Linked DNA regions of Mus musculus: all the other regions are linked to region 1. The links are chromatin loops, found by intact Hi-C in ENCODE. Cell type or tissue: left cerebral cortex. All regions are shown on one strand.

Region 1 (8,000 bases):
ACTCCCTTAATCTGTTATCTTCTAGAACATAGGAGTCAGCTCCTTTCTACTTCCTAGTGTCCCTTTAATACTTAAACCATATGTATTTTTCCTTTCTCAGCTTGCTCCTTTTCATTAAAATGTTCTTCATAAGAGTGAACTTTAGTAATCTTGTGACAGAATTTATAACAAGCTGTTTTGAGGCTTCCTTTTTCAAAGTAGTTAATCTAAATCTCTTCACCTTAGTCTCAGGCAGACTCTTTGGCCAATGGCAGAAAGCAGTCACATTCTTCGCCAAAATACTAGAAAAACAGTCTCTATTCCACATACTGAAATTCTTCACTGAAACTTCATTGCCTTGTCTGCCCAGTTTAAATCACTCTCAGCAACAAAGTCTTCCATATTCCTACTAGGATAGCCTGTTAAGCCCCACTTAAAGGATTCCACTGCTTTCCAAATTCAAAGTTCCCAAATCCACATTCTGCCAAACAAAGGCATAATCAGGCCTATAAGAGCACTACCCCACTCCTGGTACCAACTTTTGTCTTAGTTAGGGTTTTATCACTGTGAATAGACACCATGATCATGGTAACTCTTATAAGGATAACATTTAATTGGGGCTGGCTTACAGGTTCAGAGGTTCAGTCCATCATCATCAAGGTAGGGACATAGCAGCCCTGGCAGGCATGGAACAGGAGGATCTGAGAGTTCTACATCTTCAGCTGAAGGTTGCTAAGAGAAGACTGGCTTCCAGGCAGCTAGGACTAAGGTATTAAAACCCACAGTGACAAACCTACCCCAACAAGGCCACATCTTCAAATAGTGCCTCTCTTTGGGCCAAGCATATTCAAACTACCCTATTGTGGTCTTGGTTTATATGTCCCCAGTGGGCTCTATTTGGTTATTTTAAAATCCTAATGTATACTAAAATCCTCCATTCTGTCATGTATGACTTGATCATATTAATCACAGCTATTCTAAGGGTCTATTGACCAGGACATCTGGGACATATTTATATGTTTGGACTGTCGTCTTTTTCATTTTGGATTTTTTTTCTTATCATATGTGATGCCAGATACTACGTATTAAATTTTATTTTTAAAAGCTCCTCCACCAAAGATTTATTTTTCGCAGACAGAATATTGGAACTTCACCAGCCAGGGATGGAAGTAGTTCAAGGCTTAGTTGTAGGCCCTGGTGGAACCAATTTAATCTGATTTTGCTCAAGACAATCTGGTTCATCAACAGCCTCAGTTGAGGCACTGAGGTGTTTAACCAGGACCACCTTTCTATTTAATAACTCTTTCCAGTAGTGTCTTATTTAGAGTTACTACTGCTGTGATGAAACACCAAAAGCAAGATGGGGAGTAAGGCACTTAAATTTGGCTTATATTTCCACATCACAGTTTATTATTAAAGGAAGTCAGGACAGGAACTCACACAGGGCAGGAATCCGGAGGCAGGAGCTGATGCAGATGTCATGGAGGAGTGATACTTTCTGGCTTGCTCCCCGTGGCTTGTTCAGCCTGCTTTCCTCCAGAACCTGGGACCACCAGAGCAGGGATGGTACCACCATAGTAGGCAGGACCTTCCCACATCAATCACTAATTAAGAACATTTCTTACAAGCTTGCCTACAGCCAGGTCTTATGGAAGCATTATCTCAATTGAGGCTACCTCCTCTTAGACAACCCCAGCTTGTGTGAAGTTGACATAAAACTATCCAGCACCATGAGACAGCTAAAGATATCTGTTTTACAATGTTTTCAGTAGCAGTTTCTTTTCATTGCTTGGTTTCTTGTTGCTTGTTTTGCAGATAAGGAATCTACAAGTTCGACAAACTGGTATATAGAATGACCATTTTTAATAGCAAATACATACAGTTAATTGTGGCAAAAGTAGAATATAAAATTTAGTTTCTTAATCACTTTTAGTATATAGTTATGTTAAATATATTAAATCTTTTTATTTTTTAATGTTTTTTTTGAAACAGGGTTTCTCTGTGTAGCCCTGGGTATCCTGGAACTCAGTAGCTAGCCTCTGCCTCTCAAGTGCCCGGGTTAAAAGTGTGTCACCACTGCCTAATTATATTTACAATCTGTCACATTCTCATTTCTCACCTAGGAATGATTGAGATTTCTTATCACAGGAGGGGTAAGACCAAGATGTGGATAGTACCTAAGGCTAATCAGGTTATTTCTAAGTCTGACTTTCTACCATTAGACATGGTTTGGAAAGGGCTCAGTGCTGTGAGGAGAAAAGGGAGCCTGGAAGCAGTGGATGACTCTGAGCTCCAATAACAAACTATGTTCTCAAGATTTCTTAGTTTCTCTAAGCCTCAGTTTCTGAAAACTAAAACTACAACCATCTTATGAACTGCAATATCACTTCTCAGTAGGTACCTGAAAATGTGAGGCTGGAGAGATGGCTCAGTAGTTGCTCTTCCAGAGGACCTGGGTTTGATTCCCAACACCCGGGAGGGAGCTCACACCCATCTGGAATTACAGTTCCAGGACATTTGACACCCTCTACTGGCCTGGGAAGGCACCGAGGGCATCTCTGGCACAGAGATATCCATGCAAGCAGAACAACCCCCACACACATAAAAAAAATTACATTTTGTATCAAATTTTCTATAGAATAGTAATGTTAGTAGCACCAGTTTTGTAGCGTTCCTAGGACTAACTGAATTAACAACTTACTAAGTGCTTGGCACAGACATATCTGGGAGGTGCTATGAAAGGGGTTTTTAAACACACAGCCTTGTCTCAGTGGTGCCATGCTGTGTAGGTAGCTTTTAGTGCCTTGTGTATCAGAGCACCTCTGAGAGTTTTAGCTGTTACAACGGCCCCACTCCTGGGGTGGGATGAATGTGTAGATGCCAAAGTACAGCTCTGAGCTCAGTGAGTCTACTCTTGAGCCAAATACAAATGATGGCCAGCAACATGGATTCAGATTACCCTGGAAGACATGCTCCACTGTGGAAGTAGTTACATTAGCTTTTATTATTATTATTATTATTATTTACAGAAAAAAGGAAGTCATAAAATCAAGGCAATTACCAAATGGCAAGGCCTGCAGGTTGGTGGATTACAGCAAAGTGGGCCAAATTTACAAGTTTCAGGTACTGATGAGATTTGTAGCTTTTGAATCAGTGGAAGCTAGAGGTCAGCTGACAATACATTTCTTCCTTCTTTTTACTATTACTACTACTATTATTATTAGTGGTCGTTTTGCCAGCATGTACGTCTGCACCGCTCTGTCGTACCGCGGGGACTGAACTCCAGACTGTTGTGAGATACTGCCGGGAATCAACTTGGTGTTCTGGAAGAGCAGCCAGTGCTCTTAACCACTTTTTTAGCCACTGCTAAAAAAGACATATTAAAGAGTTTCCTAAGGTCATGAGGGTATTAAGTTTGATGGGTAGGCAATAAATAAATTATTAAGGCGTGTAGAATCTTTAACACCTTGCACTATTCTTTATTTTTTTCCCTGGGAACTCCAGTTTATTAGATGTGTGTGTGGATGCGATGCGGTGGGACATTAGGACACTATGGAGTAAGTACACTGCGGGTCCCAGGCCACCCGGCACAACTCTGTCTGAGGTGTCACACACCTCTAACGCGATCAAGCTCTGCTTACTTCAAGTGTTTAGGCTGAAGTGCGCGGAGGCCAGGACAGCGGACACGCGTGGAAAGTGGCACAGACCGTGCGTGGGTTCTGTACCTGTCGGAGCGACGGGGGCCGAGCTCGGCCGGCTCCGGGCTGCTCGCGTCGCTGACAGGAGCTTGGCCCGCGCCCCCTCAGGGCAGCGAGCGCCGCGGGTCGAGCGCCTTCCGCGGGCGTCGCTACACACTTCCTGTAGGTCCCGCCGCCTGAGGAGCGCTTCCGGTGCCGGCTGAAGCTGGGGTCCGAGCCCCCGCCCCGCCCCTCTCCGGCCCCGCCCCGCGCGGCCCCGCCCCCGCGCTCCAAGCCGGGCGCGCGGAGCCCGGGGCGCACGGAGCGGCGCGCGCCGGTGGCCGAGCCAGGCTGGCGCCTGCGCCCCCCCCTCTCATCGCACCACCGCCGTCACCCGCCGCGCAGCCCGTGGGGCGCCCTTCCCGGTTCACCGACTCCGGCCCCGGGGCCTCCGGCTGTGGTGCTGCCGCCCTCCGTCCCGCCGTCCCTCCCCGTCCAGCTCGGGCCGCCGGGCTCCCGCAGGCCCCACCGCCCGCGTTCCTATGGACAGACGCACAGACACCTGCAGGTGGGTGAGAGCCCGCGCGGGGCTGGGGAGCACGCGGGCGCGGGGCCTCTTTGTGTGTGGGCGGCCGCGCCGTGACCCTCAGAACCTTCCTTTTGTCTGCTCCGGGCCAGCGAGGCGGGAGGGCGCTAGGGGCGGAGGGGTCTGCGGGCGCAGAGCGGGGCGCGCACCGGTTCGCGGCCGGCGGCGTCTTGGCGGGGACTGTCGGTGCGCCGGCGTCCCCCGAGCTGGGCAGGAGGGCGGGACGGAGGAGGAACGGTCTGCCTAGCTAGTTGCAGAGTCTGAGACACCTCGGGGCTCTGCCGGACTAGCTTGGTTGTCCGGAGGTACCGGGAGGTGCGTGTGGGGCGTGTAAAGGAACGTGCGGCGCTTTGCTCCCTTATTTATTGTTTCTAACGGAGGAGGGCTTTCTCCCAAAAGCTCCCCCCAATCTGAGGCTGCGCACAGTGATTTGGGTTTGTTATCAAATAGATCAAGAAACCTAGTGTCCTGGAGAGAGGAGGTTGAGCTGACCAGCAACAAACACATCAGATGAAACAAACAAACAAACAAACAGACAAACAAAAAATGTTTGTGGTTTTCTTACGGCTGACTTTAATTTAAAATGTTAAAGGTCAGGCAGTGACTTAAATGGAGAAAATCGAACATGGCTGATTTTTTTTTTTTTTAATATTTTTAAAGAAATTGTTTTGAAGTTGTGGAGTAAAGTTTTTTCTTGTGGTCCTTAGGATTATCACCGATAGAGTAGTCTACCTACTAAACAGTTAATTGGAGTGTCATGTAGTGACAGCTTTTATGGTAGGGCTTGCATTAGAGAGTAAAACAATGATAGTCTTTCCATGCAGGCTAAAACCTTTGTTTTCCGTTTTAAGATAGGAGATTTTTTTTTTTTTCATAGCATATGAAGAGAACGTGATGTTAGAAGTGATTTTTCCCAGCGGTATTTCCTTATTTTACATGATACATTTATTCCTTACATGCGTACAAACCAAGGGTAGGGTTGTTGTACGTTAGATATAGTGTTTTGAAAGGTGGAAGGTAGTAGCTCTGTTTTTTCTTATTTGATTAGCTGGCTTACTTCGTGAACAGTTGCTATGTGTTCATAAATGATCAAATAATAAATGAAGTACATTAAGCATTCATAAAATTCATTTCACAGACTCACGTTTCTATGTAGGTATTGGGTTATGCACTATGTTAATCTGTTTGTTCCTCACTTTTAGAAACTTTATTTTTGTCTACTGTGAGAATTCATATTGACATACATAAGTCTGACTGTTACCGGGAAATGGTTTTTGTTTTTAATAGTTTTGAGGAGCACTAAACAGCCATTTGGAGAAAATGGAAGATTCCTTTAAAAAGAAAATCTAAATTTGAAGGGAAAAATACTATGGTATGAAAGCTCCTTAAATTTCTATTAAGTTGTTAAAATTTTAAGAAAAAATACAATTCAATGTACTTTTATTCAAGTACCCTATTTTTTTCATAAAAGAATTTAATATGCTTAAAATAGTGACTTTTTTGTGAGAGGAAAATTTACCCTAGATTCTTGCCCCAGTTACATTAGATTAATGATATTGTATACCGAATTTTTATAAGTTATCAGACTATATACATTTATACACACTTGATATCTAGAATATCTAGAAGCAGTTTCCTCTACCATAGTTGATCAGGTTTTGTTGTGACTTCCGGTCTAGATTGGGTAAATGGATTTAAACTATACAAAGGGACAGAGCTTAGTGTGTAGCTCTGGTCCACTCTGGCCTAAACCTTTCCAGCCTCTCTTATAGAAAGCTTAAAGAGGAGTCGTGAATTGGGTTTGTTGTTATCAGGAACAGAGAGTTCTAGAACAGCGTCAGAGTTGCAGCTCTTTGGCACTGGTTGAAATACTAAAGAAGACAGGCTAGCAAGCTGAATTGCTTGTTTATGTATTTATTAGACCGTCAGTGGCAGCGATAAGACTAACAAAGCTTCTCTGTGAAGTGGGGGAGAAGTTAACAGTGCCAGGGTGTGCTGGCACCTTGTGCCTGTATCTGTGCTGCCTGAGAGATAATACCTTGCCTTTTCATTTCTTTTTGACTGGTGTGTCAATACTAATTTTTTTCTGTATTACTAATAATGGTGTAATCAGAAGCATTCCAGAGTAGCTATATATGTGTGTGTGTGTGTGTGTGTATATATATATATATATATATATATAGTCAGTTGGTGTCTGAAGGCATATAAATTAATTTTTGTCCTGATTTTTTTTAACCTTACAACAAGTAAATGCTCCTTGCAGAAAATTTGTGTCAACTAGCCTTTAAAATGAAGTTGCCATTTAGCTGGTTTTTTTTTTTTGTTGTTGTTGTTGTTGTTTTCCTAAGCAACACTAAGCTGTCCTCAGTTAAATCTGGGAGACTTAAAAGTCTACAGGCTTTTTCAGTACTTTTATGCTTGGTACTAGTGTAATAAAATAGAAAACTGTGAGGTAACAGATTTGCTCTTTAGAGACCTGTGAATTTTCATCTTGTCTTTTTCCTATGACTTGTTCTTTCCTATGATGACTTTTGGTCGTGACTGTGTCCATGTCCTGCCTGTATTGTCCCCAGCCCCCCCCCATACCGTCCCCCCCCCACTCCATCCTTCCCCCCACGCACCCCCTTCTCTGTGGCCTGGTGAGAGGTGTGATAGGAGCTGCTCATTGTAGGTCTTGTCATTCTGCACTGAGAGCACAAGCCCGTGCTGCTTGCTGACATGCAGAATTCATTCTTGGATTAATGTCCTGGTACCAGATGTATGAGGCTGGCTCTGAAGAAGCTTTCCCTCCTAAATACTGTCAAATAAAGAAGCTGAAGATTGGAGAGAAGCCATTTATTTGGAACAGTTTATTTTATGACAGTTTGTGTTTATAAAGAAACCTGCTCATAATATTTACTTGAGGGTTCTACATAGTACTGGAAGAAGCCCCACAGGTTTCTCTCCCACCCCACCCCCTGCCCCGTCCCCTCCTGATTTAAGTTTCCACAGAGCTTAGTTGCTCTGTGATACTTCTTGAGTTTGCTTCTGATTAGTTGATTTATGGACTTTATTTACCAGCATGATTGGAGAATTCTTTGGCTAGTCTGAAATTGCACTCTGTCTGTGCTCTGGTCGGTTTCCTAGGAAACAAATGTACTGCATAGATTCCATAATGAGGACTGTGGTTGGCTAGCGACTGTGTAAATTCTGTTGTTTGGTAAAGCTTAGTCTCAAATTCAAATAAAGGTCAAGAAAGCAAAAGTAGTGAAAATGCAAATTTGGGGATTTTACTTTGTATCCAGTGCCAACACCATTTTAACAGGCTTCTCTGGAGAAAGGCGAGCTCCCCAGCACTGTTCATTTGTTTTGCAAAGTCTTACACTTGAAGCAGTTGGGAGATCTTGGTATCTCATACTAGAGATGCTGTTAGCTGAAGAAACTGTTGCTGACAACAGCAGTGTATTTCAGAAATATATTTTACACACTTCAAAATCATGCAGAGAACAAAGGGGCAGGTAGAACATCAGAAATATTTTTATACCTAGAAGAAAGTAACATGTATATTTCAAAGAAAAATTATGCAACTTCACATGAAATAGAACTTTAAAAACTTAAAAGTATTAGACAAACTTCTAAAACACACATTAAAATCATATCATACACTGATGTATTTATAATCTAGGCGCTTTTTCTTCTGGTCTATCTGAACTTTGCCTCAGAACTGCAGAGCAGAGACCGACTTCCCTCTTTTCCTAACTGCTCCCGTCTGGAACTCC
Region 2 (8,000 bases), 150 kb after region 1:
TGGCAGCTCACAACACTTACTACAGTCCCAGGGCATCTGATGCCATCTTCTAGCCTCTGTAGGCACCAGACATGCTTATCGTGCACAGACATACATGTAAGCAAAACACCCATACATTTAAAAAAAATATACACACACACACACAAAATAAAAACAGTCCCCCGCCCCCCGCAAAGAACACAGTAGCTGGGCACGTAAGCAAAATAAAAATGACTGAGGACTTTGGCCTTGGATATACCAGGCAAGCATTCTACCACTAACTATAATCCCAGCACCAAGATTCTAATCTAAATAATTTTGGTCACCAAGGTATGGGTTATAGCATTTATTTTGGACAAAATCTGGTAGCTCAACATATTGCACAGCCAAATCTACAGGTCTGTAAACTGTTTTATGAAAAAAATTATTATGTATAGTCAGATCAAATTCTCAGCTACTTTCATTCAGAAATGATACTTTTTTTTTTTTCTCAAGAAACAACTAAAGAACTGCAAGTGACCAGACCAGAAAGGAATCCTAAGAAGTAGAGCACAACTTATGGAATAGAGACATCTCCTTTTATCAAATACTTAGCATTTGACTTGATTCTAAGCTTCAAACTTAGATAAGATCTCAGCACATGTTGCAAAGAGTCCTGAAGTAGCTGGGCAGTGGTGGTTCAAGCCTCTGATCCCAGCACTCAGGAGGCAGAAACAGGCGGATCTAAGTTCAAGGCCAGCCTGCTATACAGAGTGAGTTTAAGGATATTCAGGGCTACACAGAGAAACCCTGTCTCAAAACAAATCAAAACAAATCCAAATTAAATGCCAATATGTCAACAGTGAAGGACTCTACTCTAAATCCTCAGATCTCTAGCATCTCTCTGCAAACCTATCTCATGATCTGCTAACAAGGGATGTGTGCCCCACAGCAGCAAGAGACCAGAATCAAAAGGCATATATATTCTCCCCCTACAGGCCATTCTCAAGCTTTATAATCCCGAGCACTCTTATGTCCTTAGGTGTCTACAGCTGATGATACCTAGAAAACAAAGCAAAGCACAACAAAACTCACAAAGGATATTGAGGAGAGGAGACAATTAGAGATCTAGAGTGGACTATAGAATGAGAGTATTTTCAAGCAGAGAAGACCTAAGCACACTTAAATACCCATGTGACGGACTGTGAGAATTTTACACTAATTTAGAACTAGTAGGTGGAAAACATCCCATAGAGGGAGAGGCCGGTTAGGATGGCATGGGATATAAAACATTCATAGATACTGGCCTAACCACACATAGCTGGAACTTGCAGTTCTGAATTTAACCAGGCACCAGCAACCTGGCTATGGCCAGAAGTTTGGGGAAATATATCTATGCTGTATCCACTTTAGCATTTTATCCTCTCCCAGTTTCCGTCTCTGCTCTTGTTATACCACCAAATGCTAGTAACAGCAGACTCCTTTTGAATAGCTGACTATGACAGTACATTCTGACCTTTCTAAAAAGATGATTTTATGAGCCTTCCAGAGAACTCTTCATCCTAACTCTAAACCCTTTTCCTGATGACATGCTCCCTTAGGACAATAGGGTATCCACATCAACTGTCATGTCACTGGAATGCCCCCTTCTCTTTCCCAGATAGTGAAAAGTGCCTCAGGCGGGCCAAGAATAGAATGTCCAGGGAAGGCGAGCTTGTCCCAAGGACAGTGGAAACAGAACAGTACTGCATGTAACAGGCATCCACACTGTTCTCCTCTGGTGTCAGTCATTGTTTGGTCAGACAAGAGCAAAGCAGCTAATGATGTCACTGAGTATGTAGAGTGACTTCCTCAGTAAAGACACACTACAGAGCTGGGTATGATGACCCAACTCACACTTTGAAGGCACTCTAACGTCAGAGGTAGAAGCAGCAAGATCAAGAGTTCAAGGCCATCTTCAGCTGCATAGTAAGGTTTTGAGGCCAGCAAGGGCTACATCAGACCATTAAAAACAAACAAACAAACAAACAAACAACCCACAAAGTTGACTTTAAAAGACAAAAAAAGCCAGTTTAGGATAACCTGACTGTCAATTAAAATATTAAAAAGAGAACCCAGGTGTGATAGATCACACCAATAACCCCAGTCCAAGAGCTCAAACAGGAAAACTGCTAGGAATTCAAGGCCAACCTGGACTACTAGTAAGAAATGAATTCTAAGACACCATAAGCTAAAAAGAGACTGGGAGAGGGAGAAAGACACAGAGAGGGAGAAAGACAAGAGGAGATTCCCAGAATTACAGCTTGAGTAACTGTTAGGCTACTCAACTATTTATTAGGCTTTTGAAATTCCCAGGTGCTTTTATTTATGGAGGGTTTACACTATATGACAACTAACTTTTAAAAATAAGTTCGGCCGGGCAGTGGTGGCGCACGCCTGTAATCCAGCACTTGGGAGGCAGAGGCAGGTGGATTTCTCAGTTCAAGACCAGCCTGGTCTACAGAGTGAGTTCCAGGACAGCCAGGACTGCGCAGAGAAGCCCTGTCTCAAAAAAACAAAACAAAAACAAACAAACAAAAAAAAGTTCCTATCCAGCACTGAATGTTTCGTCTTAGAAAATTTTTGAAAGGATTTTTGCTTTGCCTTTGTAATTATTGCTTTATAAACATACATAATACCCCAGAATGCTTTCAAATAAAAGAAATATCAAGTCTATACGTTGCTCAACTGTAATGAAAATTTAAAGAGTATAATAGTTGTTACCTTGAGCTGGGTATAATGATAATACTGAAACCCCAGTACTTGAAGGCAGTGCTATGTTGTCACAACCTAGAGGCCACCCTGGTTTATACCTTCAGTTTAAAGCCACCCAGCAAGGCATCTCAAAACAAACAAGAAAAACTAACAGTTTATTTATGTAACAATTTCTTTTTTCTTTTCTTTTTGTAGTAGTTGAAGATGATCTCTCATTTTTGATCTTCCTGCCTCCACCTCCCAAGTGCTGAGAATACAATTAAAAGCTACCACATGTGAAAACCAAAGTTATCTTTTAAATTTTAATTTACTGATCCATAAAACTCTGCCTCTGAACTGTAAGGCCCTTGCCCAAGGACAGATGGTTCCTGAGATATAACAAGCCACACATACACTGTTCTTAACTATTCTCACAAATCTACCCAGTGTGCTTAACTACCTTCTAGGCTCTCCCAATAAAGCCAATAATTAAGTAAGTACAATGGATATTTGGCCCTTGCACCAGAGACATTAATGAATTATAAGGCATATACTAACACTCATTTAAAAAAAAAATCATGTTTCTTCAGATGCAGAGACCTACAGCCAAACATTAGAGAGAGCTTGGGGAACCACAAGAAAACCTACAAAAATCAACTAACCTTGGCCCTTAGAAACTACTGCCAATCAGAGAGCATGCATGCCTGGGACAAGCCTAGGCCTTCTGCACCTGTGTAACAGTTGTGCAGCTTTGTCTTCATGTGGGACTCCTAACAGCCGGAGGAGGAGCTGTCTCTGACTGTTACCTGACTGCTGTTGGACCCTGTCCACTAATTGGGCTGCCTTGTCTAGCCTCAGTAGGAGGAGATGTGCCTAGTCTTACTGCAGCTTGATATGCCAAGGTGGGTCGATATCCATAAGATTCCCTCCCCTCTTCTGTGGAGATATGGGGGAGGGGATATGAAAGAGAGGAAATGGGAGAAGAGGAGGGGAGGAAGCCATAATCTGTATGTAAAATGAATAAATAAAAATAAAAATAAAATAAAATGTATACTTTAAAATGTAAAAAAAGAAAATCATGTTTCTTTCCGTTACTATTTAAGATAACCAAGGCATTTGATAATCAACCTCCATCTAATTTCTATGCACACAAACAACAGAGAAGTAGAGATGTTATACTAAAGGTGGTAAAATACAATGAAGATTTAAAATTTTTATTGAGGAGCTGCAGAGATGACTCAGCAATCAAGAGCTGCGGTTGCTATTTCAGAAGACCGAGGTTTGATTGCCAGCACCCATACGTCTAGGGGAGTGGAGATTGTCTAGCCTCCAAGGGCAATGCATGCATGGAGGCAATACAGGCAAAACATTCAAACGTGTGAGAGTTCCAGGCTAGCCAGATGGCAATGGTCCCAGCACCCTGGATACACAGACAGGCATATCCTTGTAAATTTGACGCCACCCTTGTCTACAGAGTGAATTCCAGGATAGCCAGAGCTACATGGAGAAACTCTGTCTTGAAAAACAAAAACAAAGAAAGCAAAAGAACAAAACCAAACAAAAACCCTGGCCAAGCCAGGTCTATACAGTAAAGACCCTATCTCAAAACAAATAAATGAACATCAACAAGTATTAATTTTTAAAAAACTTTTGAGCATCAATGAATATTAATTTTTTAAACTTTTCACTGAAAATCTTCAAGTCTATAGAACATGATATAGACTCCCCCTGCTGGTGTCCAATAGCAGCAGCTCCATGGTGATACCAACAGAATTCCTAACGGCAATGAAAGTCAAATGACTTAACCAACTAGTTACTCTTTAGGTTTTGGATGCTTCATAGTAGATCTGACTATGAGCCAACAAAAAGCTACACTAACAGGGGTTGTTCCTACTGTAATTGCAGAGAGAAAAGTTAGAATGAGATAATTTATATGTTTTTATTGTGTGGCTTTTTTTAGTATTTTTTTTTTCTTTCCTAAATGGATTTCTCATAGTTTTCATTGTGGTTCAGTTTGGGCAGAGGTTGGGGGGTACTGAGGATCAAATACAAATTACTTTAATCTGAACCTTTCAAAAGAAGTTAAGAGACCATAAATACAACCTTTACCTGAGATGATGAATCAAACATACCTAAAAGTCAAATGGTTCGGGCCTGATGTGGAAAGAGACCTGTTTCAATTATTGGCATAAAAATACTTACAAAATGATAGCTAATACCTTTACCAGGTGTGGTGGCACATGCTTTTGATTCCAGCACTAGGGAGGCAGGCAGAGCTCTATGTTGGAGGCCAGCCTAGTCTACATAGTGTGTTCCAGGCAGCCAAGACTACATACCTTGTCTCAAAAAAAAAAAAAAAAAAAAAAAAAAAAAGAATCTGGCCATACTTGTAAGCCTAAGCAATTAAGAGGTTGACACAAGTCCAAGACATAGCCCTCAGAAAGCTAAAAACACGTGAATACATTTTTATTTCAACAAAACATTTTTTAAAAATTTCCTTAACAGCAACTTGTACCTAACCTGATTTGATTAAAAACGTAACAGGTGAAATGACTGAAACTTTTATAGCAATGAAGATAAAGGCATGGTTATTATCTGACAACGGTTTTAAAAGCAAGAAAACAGATGCCAGAGGATACAGTTTATGATGTGGGCTGGGGAGGTGGTTCAGTGGTTAAGCACTTGTTCCCAAAAATCATGAGGACCAGGGTTTAGATCCCGAGAACCCACATATATGTAGCATAATTTCAGCCTTGGAAGGCAGAGAGGGGAACGGTAGAGAAAGCTGGCTAGCGAGAGTAGCCAATGGGCAAGCCCTGGATTTGACTGAGAGACCCTGCCTCAATGAATTAGGTGCAAAGTGCTGGAAGATGATCCTCGATGTTAACCTCTAGTCTCCACATGCACGCCCACCCCTACACACACATGCACCCATACACATGCAAACATGCAGATACACAGATGCACGCTATACAAAAGTAAATAGAAGGAAAAAAGTTTACGATGTGAATCACTAATCTTGACAGGTTAAAGTAAAGAATTAGTAATGTTAAAAAATATGTTGCTAATACAGTGCTAAACTGATTTTAAATTGGGAGATTCCACTTTGCTATTCATAATTCTGGATGCAGTAACTGCTCTATACTAAATTTTCTCTACCTCAAATATATTTACTGTATGGGAGAACGTTCCTAGTAATAACAGAAGTCCCAGCATGCATTACCTTGTCCTGAAGGATTTGCTGCCATCTTCCTATTCTGGGTCAATTATATTCAGTGGCCACTGATCAGGACTTTACAATCATCTGTAAAAAAATTTTTGTGCACACATAAAATGCACTGGCCTTAAATTACAGACTCAAAAAAGAACAGCTAGGCTGAGTTTGGTTTCTTAGTCTCTTAAGAAAGATACACGTAAAAAACACAGACTTAAATCAGAAATTTAGCTCTGCAAATTCCTCATGCACTTCATTAAATGAACATTTTTTTTTTCTAGGACTTAAGTTGTTAATACCAACATTTAGCATAACTTTTAATTTACATCATCAAGATGTATTTACCAAATATATCAACCTTTTGTAAAGTATCCACATAATCAGTGCTAGGAAGAAAAATAAAATTCTATAAAAAGCACTCTCCGTTCATTTAAAAAACAAATTCCAGCATTTGCTGTGCTGGTGAAAGAAAGAAGGAAAGAAAGAACCAACCAACCTAACAAGTATCTACTCTGCGCCATATATTGTGTAAGATGTGTCCCCAAAAATGTTTTTTAATGAGCATTTTTATGTACGTGGAGGCCAACAGTCACAAAACTAGTAAGGAAACCTGGACTCCTGGTTCCTTTGTGTGTGTGGTGCATGTGTGAGCAGGGCAGGAAAAGGCATCAGATGCCTTGTGCTATCACTCTCTACCTTCTTCCCTTGAAAACAGGGTCTCTCACTGAGCCCGGAGCTAGGCTGCCACCCTCACCGATCCTCCGTCTCTGCCTTCCCTCAGCTCTGGGGTGCAGGTGTCTGTCTTCGGCCATGGATGCCGGGAGATTCCAACACAGACCCTAATGCTTGGGCAAGTGCTCTTACCGGCTGAGCCACCTCTCCAACCCCAAGCCTGCTCATCTCTAAGTTTAGAAATAAAAGTTTTGCATTTGGCCACGCCGGAATCACAAGACAAACTCCTCGACCCTTGAGTTTCATTCAAGTAATCACACGGGATTGGGGATGGAGGGGGCGGGGGAAGGAAAACTAATTTAACAAATGTGCTCTTTAAAAACGTGACCGCGCATAGCGGTAATTCCAGCCCTCTGGAAGATGAGGCAGAAGAACCCCGAGTACCCGGCCAACCAGGGCTACACAGCCCGACCCTGACTCAAAACAAAACAAGGCGCGAACGGGATTGCGGAAGTAGAGAACTATTGTTGAGCGAAGACACGAGCTCTAAGCAGATGCCGGGTGGAAAGGACTCGCGTCTCCCACGGCTGGGGCTGGAGCACGGCATGGGCGAAGCCGAGCTCGTACCGAAGGCTATCAAGGCCACCCTGAGAAAGGGTCAGGGTGACCCAGGAGTCCCCGCCCGCGCGCGGGGTGGGCGAAACCCAACGGGAAGTGAGAAACCCTCGCACACTATGCCGCGCGAGGCCGCTGCCCCGTGGCCAGCGTTCGGGCCACCCTTCTCTTGGCGTCACCAGTCCTTTTTACTTACCCGGAATGCGAGGAGCCTGGAGAAAGCTCGCTGTCCGGTCGCAGCCGTGCAGGGGGGCGCGCCCACGCAGAACCCGGCGAGAGTGCAGCAATGCACCGCGCTACAACCTTCCCGCCGGCACCAACTTCCGCCTCCTGACTGACGGGCCCCCTGGAAGCGGAAGTCCCGCCTATCGACTGGACGCAACGGACGCTACCCCAAGTGATTCGTAGTTTAAGCGTTTCTTCGGCCGGAAAGGGTTTCCCTTCCGAAGAATGACAGTCGAAGAGGCTCACGGGAGATGCAGGCCGTACAATTGGGGGCGGAGCCAAACGCTGATTGGCAGGAATAGAGCAGGGTCCCTAGCACCTAAATTGATTCTTTTTTTTTCCCCTTCAGGTTTGCAGGAGATTAGCTGTCTGTCTGTCTGTCTGTCTGTCTGTCTGTCTGTCTGTCTGTCAGGATTTATTTAACCCTGATGTTAATCCACTTCAGTAGAGCTTCAGAGGGAGGTTGAGCACACTTTCAGGTTTTAACAACCATCCCAGGAATATTTTTGTTGTTTACCGTCTGAGTCAATAATTATACACAAGGTGAGCACTAAATAGGTACAAGTTTTCACTAGTGTGCATA
Region 3 (8,000 bases), 130 kb after region 1:
CTAGACAACATTGCTAATTTTGTCGGTTGAAGCTAAAGGTGGCCATATTGTTACCACTCAAATGAACAAAATGGTTATATCTCATCCTTTCAAGTATCCATCTTTTATGAGACACTGATTACTCTTTAAGGGGGGTGAGGGCGAGCTTACTTTATGTATGGAAAATGCAAACTAGTAAGACCTCAAGGAAGTTGGCTGATTTGCCCTAGACAAGCTCTGCTGTAGTCTAAGCTAAGGCTGAGCCTGTTGTGGTGCTGCTCACAGACAGCTGTGAACAGAACACAGTAAAAATTTCAATTTTGTGTCCAGTTTAAGAAATTTCACTTCTTCACAACAAAAATTGAATTCTTTGTCAAAAGAAAAACATTGTATTGCTTCAGCCTTGTTCCTAAGATGTCCCTTGTGTTTGTCTATATAAGCGAGTCCATTTAAACTAACTGTGGTTGTGCACACCTGGAACCTCAGCTCTTGGGATCTGAGTTGGGGGATTGCAAGTTCAAGGCTAGCCCGAGCTACACAGCAAGTGCTTGTCTCAAATAAATAAGTAAAACATAAAGAAAAGCCGACTGGTGGGAACTAGATACCCCTCCTCTCTGAGAGGCCAGGAGAAGGCCAATGAGAAATATCCTTAAGCCACGTTTTGACTGTTGCCCACGGTAGTCTGAGCATGTCTGGCTCTGTGCCTACCGTCCTGGAGATTTTCCTCAAGTTGCTCATTACAGTCATGCTGCATTTAACCCAAGTTTCTCATGACTCAGCTACTGCAGCAATGGAAATGCTTAAGAGCACCCCACCCCCCAAAGAAAGAGTGTCTAATTTGTTGGTAAGCACATAGTAACCCCATCAATACTCATACTGACTACATAGCTTCCTCCTCTCCACTGAAAGGGAAAATAGCTCCGAAGCCTCATCGAATGAGGCTGATAGAGCGAGCGACTTACTACTGCATCCACCCACTTTTCAAATGAAGACCCAAGTCTGACCGGTCAGCACTGGGAAGGACACCCCTGGGCTGCCTAGTTCCCTTAACCTTCACAATGGCTCTGCAGAGTGTGTCTAATTATTCCCAGGTAGTTGTTAAGCAACCAAGACTCAGATAAGTTGCTTTAACTTCCCAAATTCCTACAGAGCTAGTAAGCTGGATAAAGTAAACCAACATCACTTCCTGATTCCAAATCCCACGCTCAATTAATTAGGAAAACAAATCCTGCCTCCTTTAGGCTCACTGAAGTCCATTTAACTTAGAAAAAGGTTGTTTTAGAAGTCTTAGCTAGACGTAGTGGCACACACTTGTGACCCCAGCAGTTGGGAGCGGGAGGCAGGAGGATCAGGTGTTTGTCATCCTTGGCTACATAAGCTTGGGTTACTTAAGATCCTGTCTGAAGAAATCATTTAAAAACTAACCAGCCAGGGACAGGTTGCAGAATCAGGCATGGGGAACCAGTCAACTTGTTCCTCCAGAGTATAGCTGGGAAGATTGGGACTTATACATTAATACACATTATCTGGCTGAAAAAAAATGTGAATACTGCTTGATGCCTGCACCCCCACCCCCACCCCCACCCCCCGCCTACGCTCCAGATGTCTCCTCACACAGAGTAAGTTCCCAAGCCAGAGGTACTGATGCTACACCACGAATGGAGGATTCTAGACCTCACCTTCTCTTTGCCGATCTACATCCTCATCTAGCTCAAGGCCCCCAACTGACTAGAAACAGAGGGGACATACAGACACCAGTGCACTCCTAGAATTAGCAGTTCATGGCTGGACAGAGGAAGGCACATTTTAAGACTTCTTGTAGGATACTGGTTTAGAGATGGAGAACGTGAGGCAGTAGGAGGATGCATCAGTAAAGCATCCCAGGATTTCATGTGGTCACTGGCTTGAACTTACACAGTCCTCCTGCCTCCGATTCCATGTCTGACCAAGAGCATTCTTGTCATAACTGCGAGAGCATAATCTGCTTCTATGTAATGCTACATTATCTTAAAGGGTTAGGAGCGAAAGGCAGCAGAATGGGATGGAAACAAATGGATCAGAAAGAAGGGCTCTAAGGAAAGTTAAAACAGTAGTAGATCGAAACCTGTATGGGAAGAAAAAAACAATACTGAGCCTTAAAAGCAGCAATTATGTGATGGACAAATGAGCTGTTTTGGCTTAAAAGTTTTTAATGTAGATAATTGAATATGAAAAACAACAGCTTGAGTTTGCTTTTAATGGGAAGACTATACAGAGAAACAGGAACTTTCCTGAACAAGTGAGTATCTGTGTTTATAATGTTTAAAAAGGCTTGGTGTATTCCAGCTTCACACACACACACACACACACACACACACATACATAAATAAAATGTGATTGAAACAAGTACCTAACACTTCTGGCAAAAATACTAAAGCATCTCAGGGAGTGAAAGACCCCTGGGATCCTTCAGACATCCAATGAAGGCAGCAAGCTGTGTATAAGGAAACAGGAATGTCAGGCTTCCGACCTCTGCAGCTCCAAGTGCTGAGAACCAGTAGGATTTTAAAGAGAAAGATTTACCTTCGGAGTTTTATGTTTCAATATCTAAAATATTTTTTATGATAAAGTCCAGCTACCCTGCAGCTTACAAAACCTAATCTAAAATAAATAAGTCTAATTTCAGTGTCTGTGGAGTGATAAACATTAGGTCATTATCCACTAGAGGAGAGAGAGGATAGAAGCCATGCATCTGAAAATGCCCAGAGTCCTCTCCTGAATGTGCTGCTGTGTAAGGTGTGTCTAAAGGTAAAGATGGTGTTACAGTATTGAATTTTTATTACTGAAATAACTCATGGCAATTAGAAATAGAAAACCCAGATACAGCTTTTTAAATAAAATCTAAATTATTTTAGACTTTTCCTACCAACAGTTAAAGCATCCTTGTGGAAAAGACCATTGTTTCCAAGTGGCCAAAGCCAGGGATCACACACACACACACACACACACACACACACACACTCTCTCTCTCTCTCTCTCTCTCTCTCTCTGTTCTGGAATCCCTGAGAGAGCTAGGCCTGCTCGCTGTATCACATGTGCTGCTCCACTCTCCCCAAGTCAGCAACAACAGGTACAACATTTGACAGTTACAGAATGGGTCTATGCCTCTTTTTAACCAAATGCATGGGAAGCTGGAGAGGTGGCCCAGGGGCGAAACACTGACTGCTCTTGCAGGGAATCCAGGTTCAGTTCCCAACACCCACATAGGAGCTCACAACTGTCTGTAACTCCAGTTCCGGGGTGTCTAGCGCCCTCTTCTGGCTTCCACAGTCGCCAGGCTTGCCCATGGTGCACAGATATTCATGTACACATAACATCTGTTTAGAAGATTAGAACAGGAAAAATGGTATGTTCTGGAGTGGAAACATAAGTTAGATTTTAATTTCAGGAAGCTGGCCAAGGTGGTGCTTTCCTAAATAATACTTGGAATTCTAGACATCTGTCCAAGTTCAAGTGTTGTGAGCATGGGGGTGTAGCTCAGCGGAGGAGTACTGGCCCTAGTTTTTTTGTTGTTTGATACCAGGTTTCACTATGTAGCCTTGGATGACCTGGAACTCACGTAGACTGGGCTGGTATCAAACTCACAGACACTCACCCATCTGCCTCCTCCAGGGGCTGGGGCTAAGGGCATGTGCCACCACGCCCAGCCAGGCCCTAGTGGCATGGGAAGCACATAAGGACAGAAACGTGGAAGACACATTCCTTCTGGAACCTAAGTGTCAGTGTTAGCACTAAAACCGGTTCTCTTGTTTTCATTTGCTTGCCCAGGACACTCTTAAGGACAGGAGTGAGGGTGCCCTCAGCCTCCTCACCCAGCTTCAGCAGCAGAGTGTGTTCCTAGCTGTCAACTAGACTCTCAGTGACCCCCAGGAGTCCGCAGATGGCTTTGTGTTTGCTTAGTTTTTCATTCTGGAATACTGCAAACCCTGTCCTCAGAGACCCGCAATCTCTTGAGGGTGGAGACCAGGTATAAGCTTTCCAGGGTTTTCTTGCTTAGCTGTGATGGACTGAGTCTGACTTTACCGTACATAAGTGATCTGTTGTCTTAAGATTTTCGTGTTTTCTATGTGACTGTTTCTTCTTTTGTTTCCTTTTTTTTTTTTTTTTTGTAACAAAAATGTGTTTGTAATGTTTTTATTCTCCTGGGTGTTTTTAAACACACTGTCTTTCTGGCTATTGTTCATTCACTGAAGACTGATTTTTATTGTACCCGTTCCAACTTTTTCTCCCCTGGTGGCCACACTTGGGAACACACAGATGTGCACAGGGAGCCGAGAGCTGCAAGCTGTGCCGCTGTCTTGTCCCTGTCTGCCTTGGAAGGTTTTCCTGCCCTCTGGTTGATGGTCTAGTAGAATCTGTTACTACTTTGGAATGTTTGGGCTTTGTTTGTTCGTGTGTGTGTGTTAAGTTGTTGGTTGGTTTTATTCATGGATATGCAGCTTTACTCTTTAACCCAGATTTAAAAAAAAAAATAAAAAATAATAATGTACATTTTATGTCTGTTTTCTTAAAGTAACCTAGTTATTCAAACACAATATGCAGCACTTGGCCTGAGGACTTGCATGCCGTCACATCCCTGTAAGTGGTGTTTCGCAATGTGGGCACATTGGGAGTGGCTCCTTGCCCACATCTGATGCTCCTGAGGTCATGTTATTTCAGCTGCCTCTTCCTCTGGTCCTCTGAAAAAATTGCTGAATGGTCTCACAATCACGTACCAGCCACTGTTCATACCTTTAATTTGTTACTTTGAAGACATTTATTCCTCAGAACTTCCGGTAGAAAATCTATTGCTGTCTGTATTACAACAGCTAAACTTGTTTCTAAGAAACAAAATTTCATAAATATTTCCAGTAGAATAGAATTTGGCATCTTAGTGCCTGATAAATACAGAAGTGGATGCTCACAGCCATCCATTGGACTGAGCACAAGGTCCCCAATAAAGGAGCAGAGAAGGTCCCCAGGGAGCTGAAGGGGTTCGCAGCCCCATAGGAAGAACAACAATATGAACTAACCAGTACCCCCAGAGCTCCCAGGGACTAAACTGCCAACCAAAGAGTGCACATGGAGGGACCCATTGCTCCAGCTGCTTATGTAGCAGAGGATGGCCTAGTCGGTCATCAATGGGAGGAGAGGTCCTCGGTCCTGTGAAGGCTCTATGCCCCAGTATAAGGGAATGCCAAGACCAGGAAGCAGGAGTGGGTGGTTAAGTGAGCAGGGGGAGGGGAAGGGAGTGGGGGTTTCCGGAGGGGAAACTGGGAAAGAGGATAACATTTGAAATGTAAATAAAGTAAATATCTAATAATTGGGAAAAATAAAAAGATTTAAAAAATTGGCATCTTATTTAAGTTTCTGTTGCTATGGCAAATGTCATGACCAAGAGCAATTTGGGGAGAATTACAACTGTAGTACATCCAGAAGGGAGATCAGACAACAACCCAGAGGCTGGAACTGGAGCAGCAGCCATGGAGGAACACTACTTACTGGCTTGCTCAGCCTGCTTCTTCATAACACAGAGGATGATGAGCCCAGGGATGGTGTCATGCAGAGTGTGCAGGGCCCTCTCACATCAATCAAGAAAATGGACCACAAGCTTGCCCAAAGGATGATCTGGTGGGAGCATGTTCTCAGTTAGGTTTCTTCTTCCCAAATGACTCTAGCTTGTTACATTGACCTGCCATAAAACCAGCCAGCACATGAAATGATGAAAAAGATGAAGATCTTTTGTTAAGAGTTATTGATCCTTACCGGGCAATGATGGCATGTGCCTTTAATCTCAGCATTTGGGAGGCAGGTGGATTTCTGAGTTCAAGACCAGCACGGTCTACAGAGTGAGTTCCAGGACAGCCAGGGCTACACAGAGAAACCCTGTCTTCTCAGTGTTCCTTCGATGATTTGAACAAGCTGTTCTTCACTTTCTCTGGCATCTGAATACTTGGTCCCCAGTTGCTGATATCAGGTAGGCTTAGGAGATATGGTCTTACTGTGGAAAGTATGTCACTTGGAGCCGGCTTTGAAGTTTTATAAGCCACACCGCATTCTCAGTGCACCATTTTGGCTTCCTGTTTGCAGATGAGATGTTAACTCTCAACTGCTGCTCCAGCCAACATGCCTGCCGCTTGTGGCCACACTCCCCCACCATGGTGGACACGCATCCCTCTGGAACCATAAGCCAGTGAAGCCTGTCCTTCTAAGAGTTGCCTCTATCAAAGTGTCTTACCACAGCAATAGAAAAGTAACTAAAAGTTCTACTACTGCAGCAGTCATCTGAACTCAAGCTTAAAACTGATATCTCCTAAGCATGAAAGTGGCTTTAAGTTGCTTGGCTGGGACTCACTTGTCAAGATGGTTGCTCTTTCTTTGGGAAGAAGCAGGGAAGACTTTACCTCAATGGTCTGTGCTGGTTGCTTTTTGACAACTTGGCACAAACATAGACACATTTGGGAAGAGGGAACCTCAGTTAAGAAAATATCCTACAAACATGTTTACAGGCAATATGGTGGGAACATTATCTCAATTAATGACTGATGTGGTGGGTAGTGCCACCCCAGGCAAGTGAGAGAGAGGTATTAAGAAAGTAGGTAGGCCAAACAGTAAGCAGCATCTTCCATGGCTTCTGCTTCAGTTCCAGTCTCATTTCCTGCGCTAAGTTCCTGCCCTGACTTCCCTCAGTGATGGGCTGTGAGGCGGGAGTTGTAAGATGAAATAAAGCCTTTGCTACCCAAGTTGCTTTTGGTCATGATGTTTTATCACAGCACAGACACCCAAAGACTGCTTCTTTCTGTCTCTAAAATAATAAGGAAAAAAGAAAAGAGAACAGAAAATAGTTGGGGCTGGAGAGGACTCAGTAGTGAGAAGACCTTGTTGCTTGTTGCCATGGGTGGCTCCCAAAAGTCCACCACTCCAGCTCCAGGGAACCTGGCTCTGCCAGCCTTTGAGGAGCCCCATATACACAGGTACATCACCCCACCAGATGTTCACATCACTTTTTAGGTTTAAACTACCTGGGGGAAACAAAATGTAGCTCACTGTTAGAATACTTGCCTTGAATGCACCAGACCCGGGGCTCAATCCTCAGAACCACAAATCAAAACAAAATTAAAAACTTTTTTTTTTTTTTCTGGTTTTTCGAGACAGGGTTTCTCTGTATAACCCTGGCTGTCCTGGAACTCACTCTGTAGACCAGGCTGGCCTCGAACTCAGAAATCTGCCTACCTCTGCCCCCCAAGTGCTGGGATTAAAGGCGTGAACCACCACTGCCCAGCTCTTTTGTGTGTGTGTGTGTGTGTGTAAATTCTGGACATTTTCTTAGGAAAATGCATATATGCATATTTTACACACACAAATCTGGTTTGTTTGTTTGTTTGTTTTTTAACAAAACCTCTCCCCCAGGACTGGGGTGGGGGATGGAACAATTGATTGGGTACTTCCATAGCATGCCCAAAGACCTGGGTCTGATCCCTAGCACCGCATATACCAAGTACGTTGGTGCACACCTGTAATCCCAGCACATGGATTGTGGAGTCCGAATGTCAAGATTATCCTCAGGTGCATAACTATGTTAGAAGCCAGCCTGGAAAAGATAGGAGAATATGAGACCATGGCTCAAGAAAGGAAGGAAGGGAGGGAGGGAGGGAGGGAGGAAGGGAGGGAGAGAAGGAAGGACTCTTGTACTAGATATATGAGACATCACCTAAAATATTTAATGAAGGATAGAATAATTGAAGGCACAGATGATAAACAAACTGAATATATAATTGTCAAAGCAAAGTGGTGTAGGTCTGTGAAATTCAGTATATGTTCTGTTCTGTATGTCCTTGACATTTCCCACAAGAACAATTATAAGCAAACAAACACAGAAGAGCAAAAGGCTGTACTAGAGATGGTCCAGCCTCAGAGGCAAGTAACTTCAGCTGAGGCCTCGGACCTGGGAACAGTGCTGTTAACAGCACGGATGAAAACTGAAGCAGTTTTCCCTGTATTGT

What was found. A loop is a pair of places that touch in the nucleus more often than their neighbours do. Peaks named below come from ENCODE experiments on the same cell type or tissue, not always from the same donor. Only the 100,000 strongest peaks of a DNase experiment are listed, where the experiment ranks them.
Region 2: a loop joins it to region 1, with 3 times the contacts of the local background. A loop is called at or near these places in 22 of 42 quality-filtered maps.
Region 3: a loop joins it to region 1, with 2.3 times the contacts of the local background. A loop is called at or near these places in 17 of 42 quality-filtered maps.

What each region holds. Positions count from the first base shown.
Region 1 is chr4:59,622,268-59,630,267 of GRCm38, forward strand. E130308A19Rik (RIKEN cDNA E130308A19 gene) reads left to right here and starts at 3,944. Exons shown (of 4, transcript NM_001015681.2): 1 at 3,944-4,224. In left cerebral cortex, CTCF peaks have their summits at 3,773 and 4,090; DNase peaks (open chromatin) are centred at 3,959, 4,485, 6,959 and 7,507; H3K4me3 peaks cover 2,148 bases; H3K27ac peaks cover 1,224 bases.
Region 2 is chr4:59,776,340-59,784,339 of GRCm38, forward strand. Inip (INTS3 and NABP interacting protein) reads right to left here and starts at 7,516. Exons shown (of 5, transcript NM_001013577.1): 1 at 7,389-7,516; 2 at 5,915-5,995. The coding sequence starts at 5,939. In left cerebral cortex, a CTCF peak has its summit at 4,422 (motif pointing left); DNase peaks (open chromatin) are centred at 4,431, 7,088 and 7,602; H3K4me3 peaks cover 1,364 bases; H3K27ac peaks cover 531 bases.
Region 3 is chr4:59,756,933-59,764,932 of GRCm38, forward strand. It overlaps a transcript of E130308A19Rik not described here. Among named protein-coding and RNA genes, the nearest start is that of Inip, 23 kb to the right of the region's middle. In left cerebral cortex, CTCF peaks have their summits at 3,316 (motif pointing left) and 4,256; a DNase peak (open chromatin) is centred at 4,269.